Linked DNA regions of Mus musculus: region 1 is linked to region 2. Evidence: chromatin loops called from intact Hi-C (ENCODE). Cell type or tissue: heart. All regions are shown on one strand. Each heading gives the region's core, and the rest is flanking DNA. Links, peaks and the distances in the headings are about the cores only.

Region 1 (6,286 bases), core at 1,747-4,246, 280 kb after region 2:
AGTGGGCCATGATAATGTGTATGGCATGCCTGAACCCATGCGTGATACATGCTCACCAAATGGGCCATGATAATGGCATGTTTCATGTTGTAGATAGAGTATATCCTTGTGGGAATACACAGCTAGAGCTCCTGAGAAGCGAGGGCTGGAAAGAGACATGGAGAAACCACAGCAGTGGGTTAGGGCAGGGAGGGAGCGACCATAGTAGGAGTTGTGAGGGCCAAGGAGAACCTTGGGGCTGTTTCTATAGCAGCAGGAGGAAGTGGATTTGCTAAAGGAAGCAGATAAGAAGAGGCACATGAGAATGTAAATTGCAGAAAAATCAGATAGGAGTAAGAAGGGGCCTCTGGATTTAACAATAGGTAGCCATTGGTAGCAAGGGAGAGGCAGTTTCTCTATGGTAGTCTTGGAGTTAAGTATGATAATGTTTAAGTATTAAGTGTACAAGACTGTTAAAGGGGACATGGAGCATAACATCCTAAGGCACTGCCCAGCATAATCCAGAGTGGGTAATGGTGCCCTGCAAGGCCTCTGACAGACACGGCTGCTGCTCAGGGATATGCACATACTATTTTTTTCTTAGAAAATAATTGTATGCCTGCTGCTGCTGCTGCTGCTGCTGCTACTACTACTACTGTTTATCAGTGTTTTGTTTGCGTATGTGTCTGTGCACCATATGTGTGCCTGGTGCTGGTGGCCTTAAAGGTCAGAAGAGGGCATTGGATTCCCTTGAACTGGAGTTATGGAAAGTTGTGTGCCACCAGGTGGGTATGGGCAGTGGTCTTAGCTGCTGAGCCATCTCTCCAGCTCATGTAAGGCTTCTAACATGTCTCTCTACAGAGCCTTTGCTATTTTGGAACTGACTATGTAGACCAGGCTGGCCTCAAACTCACAGAGATCTATCTGCCCCTGCCTTCCTGAGTGCTGGGTCTAAAGGTGTATGCCACCATTCCTGGCCTTCCAATATGGTCTTTGAAGATATTTTGCAGCTACCACTCAGAATTCCAAGTTTATATGTACGCTGGAACTAGAAGTGGATGGGTCTCTTATCCTTGACCTTTTGTCACGAAAATATCCATGGTGGACCTGCAAGCCACTTTGCCTTGCTTTCAGAATTAACAATTAAGCAGCAAGGATGTGTGCGTACTTTATTGTAGACATGGTGAGAGCTTTCTTGATTTAGGGGCTTCGTTACCACTGAGCCACTGCTGTGGTCAGCTTCTTGATGATCCTGAGGAGCAACAGGACCCACACGGGCCTTGAGGGGCCTGGTGCTGCCTTTGCTGCAGCCCAGCCTGGGCTTCTGAATGCTTACCTATATCATTGCAGGCTGACTCGAACATTCTGTCCTCCTTTAAACATGTTCACCCTGTTTGGGAGGAGAGTGACCTCTCTGGTGCAGCAGACCTTGTCGTGTCTCGTGTGGGCTTACTCAGTGCTTTGCCTCCTTGAGTGCCTCTGCGTCTCCGCTCAGATGGGGAATTCCTCTCAGAATAGGAACATGTGGTGCAGTTCCAGCACCAGGGAAGTTTGAGGCAGGAGGATCAAGAGATTGAGGCCTGCCTGGTTTACATGACAAGGTCTGTTTCTAGCCACTAAGTAGAAATAGGGTTAGACTTAGAGATTATCCTTCTGTGAGTGAGCAGGAGTATTCCTGCAGGGTAGAGAAGGGGTCACTGGAGAGATTAATATGAACTTGCTTCAGTTGCGGAGTCAGCCTCTTGAAGTTTCACCGCGGCCTTGGCACACTGGGCTTTAGCAAGCCATCTGCCCTTTGACCGAGCACTGCACCCAAGGTCACACTAGGATGTGGGAAATAGTGCCTATTACATTTTGTTTCCTTTCTAAATATTTAACAATATAAAAACTATACGTTTGAACTGTTTTTGAAATGCAGGGTTTTAGAAAATGTAACATAAAAACATACATTTAAAAAAATAAAATTTAGAATGCAATGTCTTTGTGGGTTTAACTTATCTGTTGGTAATTTTAAAGTCTTACAAGTTCAGAGTGTCTCGTGTACATAAGAGACGTTTACTGCTCGTTACATAGAGTCTAAATAGAATGTATTTACCTTGTATACACACACACACACACACACACACACACACACACACGCACGCACGCACGCACGCACCACACACGCACGCACGCACGCACGCACGCACGCACGCACGCACGCACGCACGCACACACGCACGTGCTCGAGCATGCTCCTTTGTTTGTTTGTTTGAGACAGGATCTCTCTTTCTGGCTGGCCTTGAACTCCGAGATCCACCTGCCTCTGCCTCCCGAGTGCTGGGTTAGAGGCGTGCTCCTGTTCCTCCACTCTTGCATAATTTTTATGTTTCTACTAATCCATCTATCATAATGATCACTGTGTTTAAAGTTTACAGTTTTTGTTGTTACTTGTTTTGTTTTTGAGACATGGTTTCACAGTGGAGGCTGGGCTGACCTCAAACTTGTGGCTATTCTCCTGTCTCCACCCCTGAGCCCCGAGATCATAGATATGCTGTACCATACCCAGTGAAATCAAGGCTTTTTTTCTCTACTTCAGCCAATACTGTCTAACGACGGCAGTTGTGTGAATAATGCACCCACAATATTCATTCGACTATGGTTTCCATTACCTAGAACGAATGTCAAGAATGTTAAATAAATATTTAAATTACATGGTAAAGTCAAGGTGTTTTCTGTCGGCACGTTTGTAGAGAGATGGTGAGCCCCTTTGAGTTGGTTCCACATTTTCTTCTGGTGATAATTCTTGGAAATGTGTGCCCATAAAGCATAAAGTATAGTTTTTACTAGTGTCATTTCCCATAGAACCAAGAACAAAACAGGATGTGTCTGTCACACACGTATTTGGAAGAAGTGCCTTGCTGCAGTGAAAACTCAAACTTGAAATGTTTTAAAGAGATCTTAGTAGAGGTAAAATGTAGGTTGCTCCTTTAATGACAGAGAAAACTTTTGACAGAATAAAAATCCAAGCCAAAGACCTAGAAAAATCACATTCAGCTTCAAGTTTCTTCTTGTTATTTTTAGTGAAATCTGCTTGGAAGGAGGAAGCAGGCTGCTTCCTGGACTGAATGAGCCTTAGAATTGGCACAGGCGCTTCTGTAAAGCAACCCTGGCACACACGTGACTCATTATTTAGTTTACTTGAATAGTGGAGTGAGAATGTGTCTCTTTGGCCAGCACAGGCAAAAGGTCCTTCTGCTCCTTGGTTAGAGTGTGTATGATTGTGTTCCAAGTCAACAGGAAGGACACAGTTGCTGGGAGTGATGGCTTGTTGGTGTTGGGGCTTAAAGTCAGCCTTCCAGGGCTTGAGAGTTTACCATTCCAAGAAGGTTCCAGAACTTGGGAAGCTGCTTTGAGAACTGAATTGAGAATCTGAGTTGCAAACAAAGGGTCACCTGGAGCTGGGAGGTGGTGGGTAAGCAAAGGCTGTCTCCTGATTTGCGCAGTGTCATGGGCTACAGCATCCTGTCAAATCCACAATGGCCCTTCATCCTGTATACACACATGCCATGCACATGTGCTTCCTCATAGTATTCCCTTGATGAGCTAAGTCTCAACCAGCAGCCCAGTGCCTCGTTTTGGGCTCCCTTAGGGAGTTAGAACTTCTATGTATGTTATCACTACCTTGGATAATTGCTTATCTAACTATCTTTTATTTTATATTTTTTATTAGATATGTATTTACATTTCAGATGTTATCCCCTTTCCTGGTTTCCCCTCCCAACCCCCTATCTCATCCCCGCTCCCCTGCTTACTAACCTGCCCACTCCTGCTTCCCTGTCCTGGCATTCCCCTACACTGGGGCATCGAGCCTTCTCAGGACCAAGGGCCTCTCCTCCCATTGATGCCCACAAGGCCATCCTCTGCCACATATGCAGCTAGAGCCATGAGTCCCTACATGTGTACTCTTTGGTTTAGTCCCTGGGAGCTCTGGGGTGGGTAGGGTCTGGTTAGTTGATAGTGTTATTCTTCCTATGGGGTTGCAAACCCTTTCAGATCCTTCAGTCCTTTCTCTAACTCCTCCATTGGAGATTCCCTGCTCAGTCCAATGGTTGGCTGTGAGCATCCACCTCTGTATTTGTCAGGCACTGGCAGGGCCTCTCAGGAGACTGCTGTATCAGACTCCTGTCAGCAATCACTTGTCGGCATCCCCAATAGTGTCTGGGTTTGGTGACTGTATATGGGATGGATCCCCAGGTGGGGCAGTCTCTGGATGTCTTTCCTTCAGTCTCTGCTCCACACTTTGACCAGACCAAATGACGCTCAAGAAGGAATACCAAAATATGGCTACTTCTGTCCTTCTTAGAAGGGGGAACAAAGTACCCATGGGAGGGGCTAACTATCTTATTACCTGGATGTAGGAGTAAACAGACTCTCTTGTAGCCCAGGCTGTCCTTGAATTCATTATTTAGCTGAGGATAGTTTTGATCCTCCTGCTACAAACCGACTCTTACTGCTTGCGTGCATTCTCTCTCTCTCTCCTTTCTTTTAAAAAACTTATTTTGTTTTAGCCTCTTCTTGACTTTAATCATCTTTCTCATTATCCTTTTTTCTCTTCGGTTACTACCCTCCACCTCCTTAGAAGCACAAAAGGCTAGGCTGTAAGTGACACCTCTTCACCAAGAGGAGAGCGGGGCCTGAGTGTGCTTCCCTTCCACTCAGAGCATTTGCTGACGCTGCTCATGCCTTTTCAAGGCCTTGCTTAATGAATGTTTATCCCAACGGAGCTTCTATCACTAAATTTGTGATGGTTTTGAACTTGCAGTACTTTGTAAATGGAATTTCTTTCCATTTCCTGTTGCATTTTATTATTTCACAAACAGCATTATAATCACATTAGCAGGGGTACAAAGAATAAAAAAGAAAAATGAACCCCAAGTCTTATTTGTAACTAAATATTTTCTGTGGTTTTGACAAATGTTTGCCAGAAAGTCTGCATTTCTGTTTATGCAGGTGAAACCATGGGTCAGCTTAACTTTGCATTCTTTGTTCTCATACTTGGGAAACAATTTCTCAAGTGTAATTTTAAGTGTTTGTGTAATGTCGCCCGGTATGGAGGGGAAGCGACCTCGGTGGTGTGGCTGCTGGGTGGCTCTGTGCTGACTGTCCTCTGTGTGATGAGTATTGTTATCCCCATTCACAGATGAGGAGATTGGAGCTTAGCTTGTTCATTTTAGGTGTCAGCTGAGGTCCCTTGCTGAACTCTGGGAATTCAAAGATAGATGGGGCACCTGTGAAGAATTCAGAAAGGGGTGGAAAAGCAGACAAGGATTAGAGAATGGAACCCAGCACACTGAGTGCCGGGACACAGAAGGGGATATAGGGAATGCAGCACCTGCTGTAGGGTTGGTTGAAGCGGTGTGAGGGAACCTGGGGTCTTGTTAAAAATGCAGTGTGGCCTTTGGAGAGGGTGAGATGCCCAGTATGAGGCCTGAAGCAAGCAGATGGAGAAGGATCACATTTGTGAACTGTCTGGAAAAACAGTACTTTCTTTCTCTTTCTCCCGTGAGTTTTTTGTTTATTCTCTCTCTCTCATCCTCCCCCATCCCTCTTTTTTTATTCTTTGAGACAAGAGTTTCACTCTGTAGCCCTGGCTGACCTGAAATAGCTGTGCTTTAGTCTCCTAAGTGCTGCCATTAAGTATGCCATGGCATGCAGCTAAATATTTATTTTCCATTTCAACCTTTTAGGAAGATAAGCATTTTATATCCTGATCCAGCACAAACAAATATGTGTACACAAAAAACTTGTAAAACTGTATCTGGCTCTACTGTGATTGAACTAGCATATTTTCATTCCATCACAAAAATCCTGGCTTACTTCATAGTGAGAACCACTGATCCCAGGAATGTCAACAGCACTTTGTTTCTGGTTTGATGTAAATGGTGAGGACATAGAGTACTGGCATGGGGTTTGTGGGTGATTTTGCACCAACTGAAGTCAGTAATGAGGGGAGGAGATCAGAGAGGACAGGAGGTGTGGTAAATATGTGCAAAGTATCTGATGTGCACGTATGGAATTACCATGGTCACACCCATCAGTGTGTACTATGAATATGCTCTAGAAATACATCAGATAGAGAGGAAACATTGGGAAGGTAGAGACGAATGATAGTGTTTGAGAGTAACCACACGGGGTTGTTGAAGACAAGCAATGTCATCTCCTCGTTCAGTGACACTGCCTCTGCCCTGCCCTCCAATATTTTTCTGCATAATGTCTGATGTTTCAGGGTTTGGTAAGCCTTTTTGGCTCAGGCTAGGAATCCAAT
Region 2 (6,286 bases), core at 1,291-3,790:
TGTTTTGTGACAAGTGTATGTAAGTGTACCGTGTGTACCCAGTGCCAGAAGAGGTCATCAGATCTAGAGTTACAGACAGGTGTGAGCCTCCACTTCTAATCTCAGAACTTGGGAGGCAGAGGCAGGAGAATCTCTGTGAATTTGAGGCCAGCCTGGTCTACATAGCAAGTTAGTCTTGGGGCTGCAAAGATGGCTCAGCAGTTAAGAGCACCAGCAGGTCTTCCAGAGGACCTTGGTTCAATTCCCAACACCCACACAGCAGCTCACAACCACCTGTAACTCTAGTTCTAGGGGATCCAACACACACGCAGGCAAAACACCAATGCACATAAAATAAAAAAGTACTTTAAAAAAAAGCAAGTCAAGCCGGGTATGGTGGTGCACGCCTTTGATCCCAGCACTTGGGAGGCAGAGACAGGCGGATTTCTGAGTTCAAGGCCAGCCTGGTCTACAGAGTGAGTTCCAGGACAGCCAGGGTTACACAGAGAAACCCGGTCGAAAAAATAAAATTAAAATTAAAAAAAAAAAAAAACAACCAAACAAAAACAAGCCACACACACACAAAAAAACAAACCCTCACAAACATTAAACTTTAGTAAATATTCAATATATAAAAAAACCTGCAAGCTGAATCCAAGCAATTTAAAATGAAAAGAAAAACACCAGTCTTCTTAAAGAAAGGCAAAATTTACAAAATTAATTTGAAAAATTTTTTGTGGTTCTGGGTATCAAGCCCAGAGCTTTGTACATGGTAAGTAGGCAAGCACTCAACCCCTTAAATTATGTTATATCCACTTATTAATTTCAAATCTAGTATCAATTTCTTGATGTGTGTTGATCTTGTTTCCCCTAATAAATTGGACTTAATATGTGATTAGAACTCAAAGAAGTTCAAAACCAAAAACTAAATGTTTTCTTCTGTTCAGAGAGATAGATCGTGGAGTTAACAAGTCCTGCATGGGGACACAGTAAAGTCTGCAGCAGAGAAGTATTTTGTAAGTGATCTTTGGTCAGTTACTTGTCATCACTAGCCAATCCCCTTAAAGACCAGAGGACTGCTGGAGCTTGGCCTGGGATGCTCACCAGGGTGCTAGCATGCAGTCCAGGTGCGTGAGAAGAGCTTTCAGCCAACAAAGCTCATGGCCTTGAGATCCTGTCATCTCTGATCTAACTGGCTCACATTGTCAAAGGAAGAAAGGGCTGCTGGGCCAGAGTTGGGGTGGGAAAATATTCTCCTTGGGCTAAGAATACGGGGGGTGATGCAGGCTGCTTGACATGCAAGTCCCCACTTACCACCCACACCCACGTGAACACTAGTATTAAACAAACAAAGATGAGGGGGTTCTGCTTAATCTCACATTATTAAAATAATTTCTAGTACAGAGTGCTCATTCTTTGGAGAGGTAACATATTACAACACACTGAACAAGCTATGTATCTAGGCCAGGCTTTGTGCCCAAGAGTTATATATGGTACTGGTGATTTTGCAAACAGCAGGCAATCTAGGCCAGCTGGACAGTTGGCCATGCACACAACGAGAGTAAGAGGTCTTACCTAGAAAAGTGCCAATAAAAAACACTTTCAATGGTACATTTATCACAGGAGATGTAATATTAATAAACCAATTAGGAAGAAACGGTGTGATCCTCAAAAATATAATGTAGTTAATAAGATGTTCTCTGTGACGCTCTACCTGTTATAAGCAAAAAAGCCAGTATTAGTTAAGACCAATCTTCAAAATAAGTTGTTTAATATAAAATACCTTAAATTCTTGCCCCAGACACATCACAATTTACCCAAGGAGAAACAATGTGTTTTCTGGGGATGTAGCTCGATGGTAAAGCTTTTGCTTACCACATAAGACCAAAGATTAGGGGCTGGGGAGATGGCGAGGCTAAATACTGATTACTTGTATTTCTGCATAACTAGCAAAACCACTTTTACAAAACAGCCATTCCAAAGGCAAACTGTATGTAAATCTAATGCTACGCAGGTAACAGAAAGGGCAGAGATTGAAAGTCTAAACTAAAAGTCTAGCCAGAGATCTCAGACGTTTTACAACTAGCTGATCACAAACTCAAGTGGAATATAAAACATTCTTCTCTAAAACAAGGAGGCATGATCTCTGTATTTCCTGAGATGTAATTATTTCTTCTGGTCTTTATAAAATTAGAACTCTCCCCATTATGATTTAAAAGTAAAATGAAGGGGCTGGCGAGATGGCTCAGTGGGTAAGAGCACTGACTGCTCTTCCGAAGGTCCTAAGTTCAAATACCAGCAGCAACCACATGGTGGCTCACAACCACCCGTAATGAGATCTGACACCCTTTTCTGGTGCATCTGAGGACAGCTACAATGTACTTCTGTGTAATAATAAATCTTTAAAAAAAAAAAAAAAGAAAGAAAGAAAAGTAAAATGCTGCTGGGCGTGGTGGTGCACGCCTTTAATCCCAGCACTCAGTAGGCAGAGGCAGGCAGAGTCCTAAGTTGGAGACAGGAGGAGCTTAAATTCAAGTTCAGCAGAGGCTACATGACACCCTGTCTCAAAAAAGTAAAATCAGAGGCTGAAGAAATGGCTCAGCATTTAAGAACAGTGACTGCTCTTCCAGAAGTCCTGAGTTCAATTCTGAGCAGCCACATGGTGGCTCACAACCATCTGTAATGGGATCCAATGCCCTCTTCAGGTGTGTCAAGACAGAGACAGTATACTCATATACATACACTTTAAAAAAAAATCCAACTAGGATAATCATTTCAAAAAAATTTTAAAATCAGTGGGGTTAGAGCAAGAGCTTGGTTGTCAAGAACGCCTGATGCTCTTCCAGGGAACCTGCTCTCACATTCCAGCACCCACAGGAGGCTCACAGCCACCCGTGATGAGATCCGATGCCCTCTTCTGCTGTGTATGACTGAAGACAGTGACAGTGTACTCTATAAATAAATCTTTAAAAAAAAGGAACTGGGGAGAGGAAAATCAGATTTGGGTTGAATTGTACACACTGTCAAGAGAAGACAGGCCGGGCGGTGGTGGCGCACGCCTTTAATCCCAGCACTTGGGAGGCAGAGGCAGGCGGATTTCTGAGTTCAAGGCCAGCCTGGTCTACAAAGTGAGTTCCAGGACAGCCAGGGCTACACAGAGAAACCCTGTCTCGAAAAAAAGAGAGAAGACAGTAATAAATTAATCAATGCCTAGTGCTTAGGTTGCTCATTCAGCTCAGGACCAGTCCCTGAAATGATGCTGACCACTTTCAGGGTGCGTCTTCCCATCTCAATTAACCCAACTAAGAAAAGCCCACGATCAACCCAATGTAGACTACTTCTCACTGAGTATCTCAGGTTATTCTACTCTGTGTACTCTGTCGAGTCATCGATTAAAACTAACCATCACATGTTTTAAAATAAACTCTTGTTGGAGTGGTGGCTCAAACCTTTATATCTTCACTCTAGAGGAAGAGCCAGGCTAGCCTGATCTACAAACAGTTCTAGGCCAGCCAGAGCTACAAAGTGAGACCTGTAACAAAATACTAAAATAAGACATATGAATATAATCAAAATACACTATATAAAATTCTCAAATAAATGTTTTTAAATTTTTCTTATAACATTATTTTTTTTAAATGATGATTAAACCAAAGAGCCACAAAGAAACAAACTATAGTTTATAGCTACCTGCTGTGACCATTTCACTGCCTTCTCTGTTAGGTATTTGTATACAACGGGTCTTCCAACTAAGTAGGAGAGCATGTAGCAGAATGAGGCACCAAGTCCGGAGCACTGGAAAACAAGAAGTCACATGCACCCTGTACGTTCCCATCTCACTCCTGTCTGTGCATTTACTTATCCCTTAGAGCTAGGCAAGGGCGTCCATGTGATACGTCTTACTTAGAGAATAAAACCCATTTGATCTACCTAGTCCTTTCTCAAACTAACTCAAACAAGATCGTTAAAATCAATTAGCACTTGTGATTCAACTTTTGACCATACCCAGTAATTACTGCTGCCTTTAGCTTAAGAATAAATAAGGAGCCGTTCCCATACCCTACTATAGCTATGTATGGACACTATTCCCAGACCAAGGACTCACTGTGTCCACCCACAATCTTAAGTTCATCTGACCTGCAAAATACAACAGGAAAGAAAGGCTATAAACTGCAAGTAAGTCTATAGTGCCCTCATTCTAGGAACCCAAGCTCTTCAGAGCTCTAACAGGACTTAACAGAAACACACTAACATCACCGTCTTGAAAGCTGATGAACGAACATGAGACTGCCTGGCGGAGCTAGACTGCCATTACCATCCCCAATGCTCTACTTGTTTTCACATCTCCAAACTCATGTCACATACTTACCAAACAAACAAGGAATAAGGCAAGTGGGAAGGGATAAAGGAACCCGGAGAGTATACTGAGGAATATGGAACCTGGGATAGCAAATGTTTGCAAACTGTTAACTTATAAGTTAAGGATTAAAACATAATGAAGTGGAACTTATACAAGATGGAGTTGACATTCAAAGAAAATGACAATACAGAAGTTGCGTTAATAACCTCAGAATAATTGTGTGCAGTACTCCTTTGTGTTGGACTGAAGCCTGCCTCATGAGGTCAGGTGGGCTTTTCTTCTTGTGGTATCATAGCTGCACCAAAACAAGCTGTGTATTGTGGAGATCCTGGCTATTCTGTTTGGAGGATTAGCAATACTAACTCGCAGTAAACGATAAAGTAAAACCATACTCAAAAGTCTAAAAAGTACGTAAGTTGTCAGCCAGAATGCCTCTAGCTCCAAGCTAGATACCCATTAACAAATGATACAAAGTACAGTAAGCAAATAAATACAACATTGGTAAGATTATGCTAGAGAGCCCCCAACAGGCACCAGGCAGAGACAAAATGGATGGCTCAGTCAGAAAAAAGTCTTCAGTAATGTCTCTTTGGTTTTTTTTTTTTTTTGGGGGGGGGTGTTGTTTTTAGTTTTTTGGTGTTGTTGGATTTTTTGTTTGTTTGTTTGTTTGTGTTTGTTTTTGTTTAGTTTTGAGACAGAGTCTCATTTTGTAGCCCCCTGGCTGGCCTGTTACTTTCTTTGTAGACCAGTTTAGACTCAAACTCAGATATCCACCTGCCTCAGCCTCCCTAGTGCTAAGGTGAAAACCCACTAATTACTAATGAAGCCTGGCCAATTAACTATGCTGTGCTCCCCCCCATCATTTTCCCAGTGTTCCAGCTTAGTAATGCTTTCTTAATACTTACGTTTTAAGACATGAACTTAGTACTAGAATACAAAACTTTAAAAATTATAGCCAAAAAAAAAAATTATGAGCTGGAGAGATGGCTCAGTGTGAGTACTGGCTGTTCTTCCAGAGGACTTGGGTTCAATTCCCAGCACCTATAACATCTATGTGGTAGATTCAAATGACCAGGGGTTCATTGTCATTACTGGCCACATAGCAAGCTTAAGAGCAGCCTGGGTTATATGTGACTGTTTTCCTCTGTGAAACAGGCTAGCCTTGAACTCAGAGAAACACTCAACTCTGCCTCTGGAGTGCTGCCTGGCATTAAATGAGTTATAATGTTTGAGAGCTGAAGAACTAGACTTCCAGGCTGGCAAAAGCTACACTGTGAGACCCTGTGTTGAAAAAAACAAACCCCATTTTATTTATTTTAAATATTAAATAAAGTAAATAACTTACTTGGGTGTGTATGTGTAAGGGCATGAGTGACATGTGGAAATCAGAGGACAACTTTTAGGGGCAGGTTCTCTCCTTCTACCATGTGATCCTAGGCATCAAACCCAGGCCACCATGCTTAGCTTGCCACAGGCGCCATCACCTGAAACCATCTCACTGCCCCGCATTAACATTTGGAAAAAAACAGCCATCACTTCTAACTAAACAGTAGACCTCTGGAAGCTTTTCTTCAATAAACTAGAAAACATTTTTCAGATAAAAGGATACAAAATATATGTAGCAAAATAAGCAACCAATACTTGTACATAAAAGGTATCCTTATATTTGGAGAGAACTTTTCCTAGAGCCTTGGCGTCATCCATATCTCTCGGAACCTTCATATTCACCCTCTCTTCCCTAAAGAAAAATAATGATGTAAAAAATTTTAAAAACAAGAGTCCCATGATAAAAATCAAAGTCAAAACGATGCAATGCAATTAATTTGTAATAAGGACAAATTCATTTTTTAGTCTCAACAGTCTAAGCAAACAAAATTAAAGTTCAAAATAATACAAATCAAAAATTAAATAATCTTTTAATATTGCCTTAAATTGTAAATTAAGCAT

What was found. Hi-C counts contacts between places; a loop is a spot of excess contacts. Peaks named below come from ENCODE experiments on the same cell type or tissue, not always from the same donor. Only the 100,000 strongest peaks of a DNase experiment are listed, where the experiment ranks them.
Region 1: a loop joins it to region 2, with 2.4 times the contacts of the local background. A loop is called at or near these places in 4 of 42 quality-filtered maps.

What each region holds. Positions count from the first base shown.
Region 1 is chr7:110,257,003-110,263,288 of GRCm38, forward strand. The region is part of intron 3 of Swap70 (SWA-70 protein); the gene reads left to right. Among named protein-coding and RNA genes, the nearest start is that of Gm32861, 28 kb to the right of the region's middle. In heart, for the core only: no CTCF peak of the experiment used is centred there; a DNase peak (open chromatin) is centred at 3,229; H3K27ac peaks cover 1,929 bases.
Region 2 is chr7:109,975,041-109,981,326 of GRCm38, forward strand. It overlaps Tmem41b (transmembrane protein 41B), which reads right to left. Exons shown (of 7, transcript NM_153525.5): 3 at 5,949-6,077; 4 at 4,349-4,442; 5 at 3,670-3,774; 6 at 1,555-1,693. Among named protein-coding and RNA genes, the nearest start is that of Tmem41b, 8.0 kb to the right of the region's middle. In heart, for the core only: a CTCF peak has its summit at 2,273; no DNase peak of the experiment used is centred there.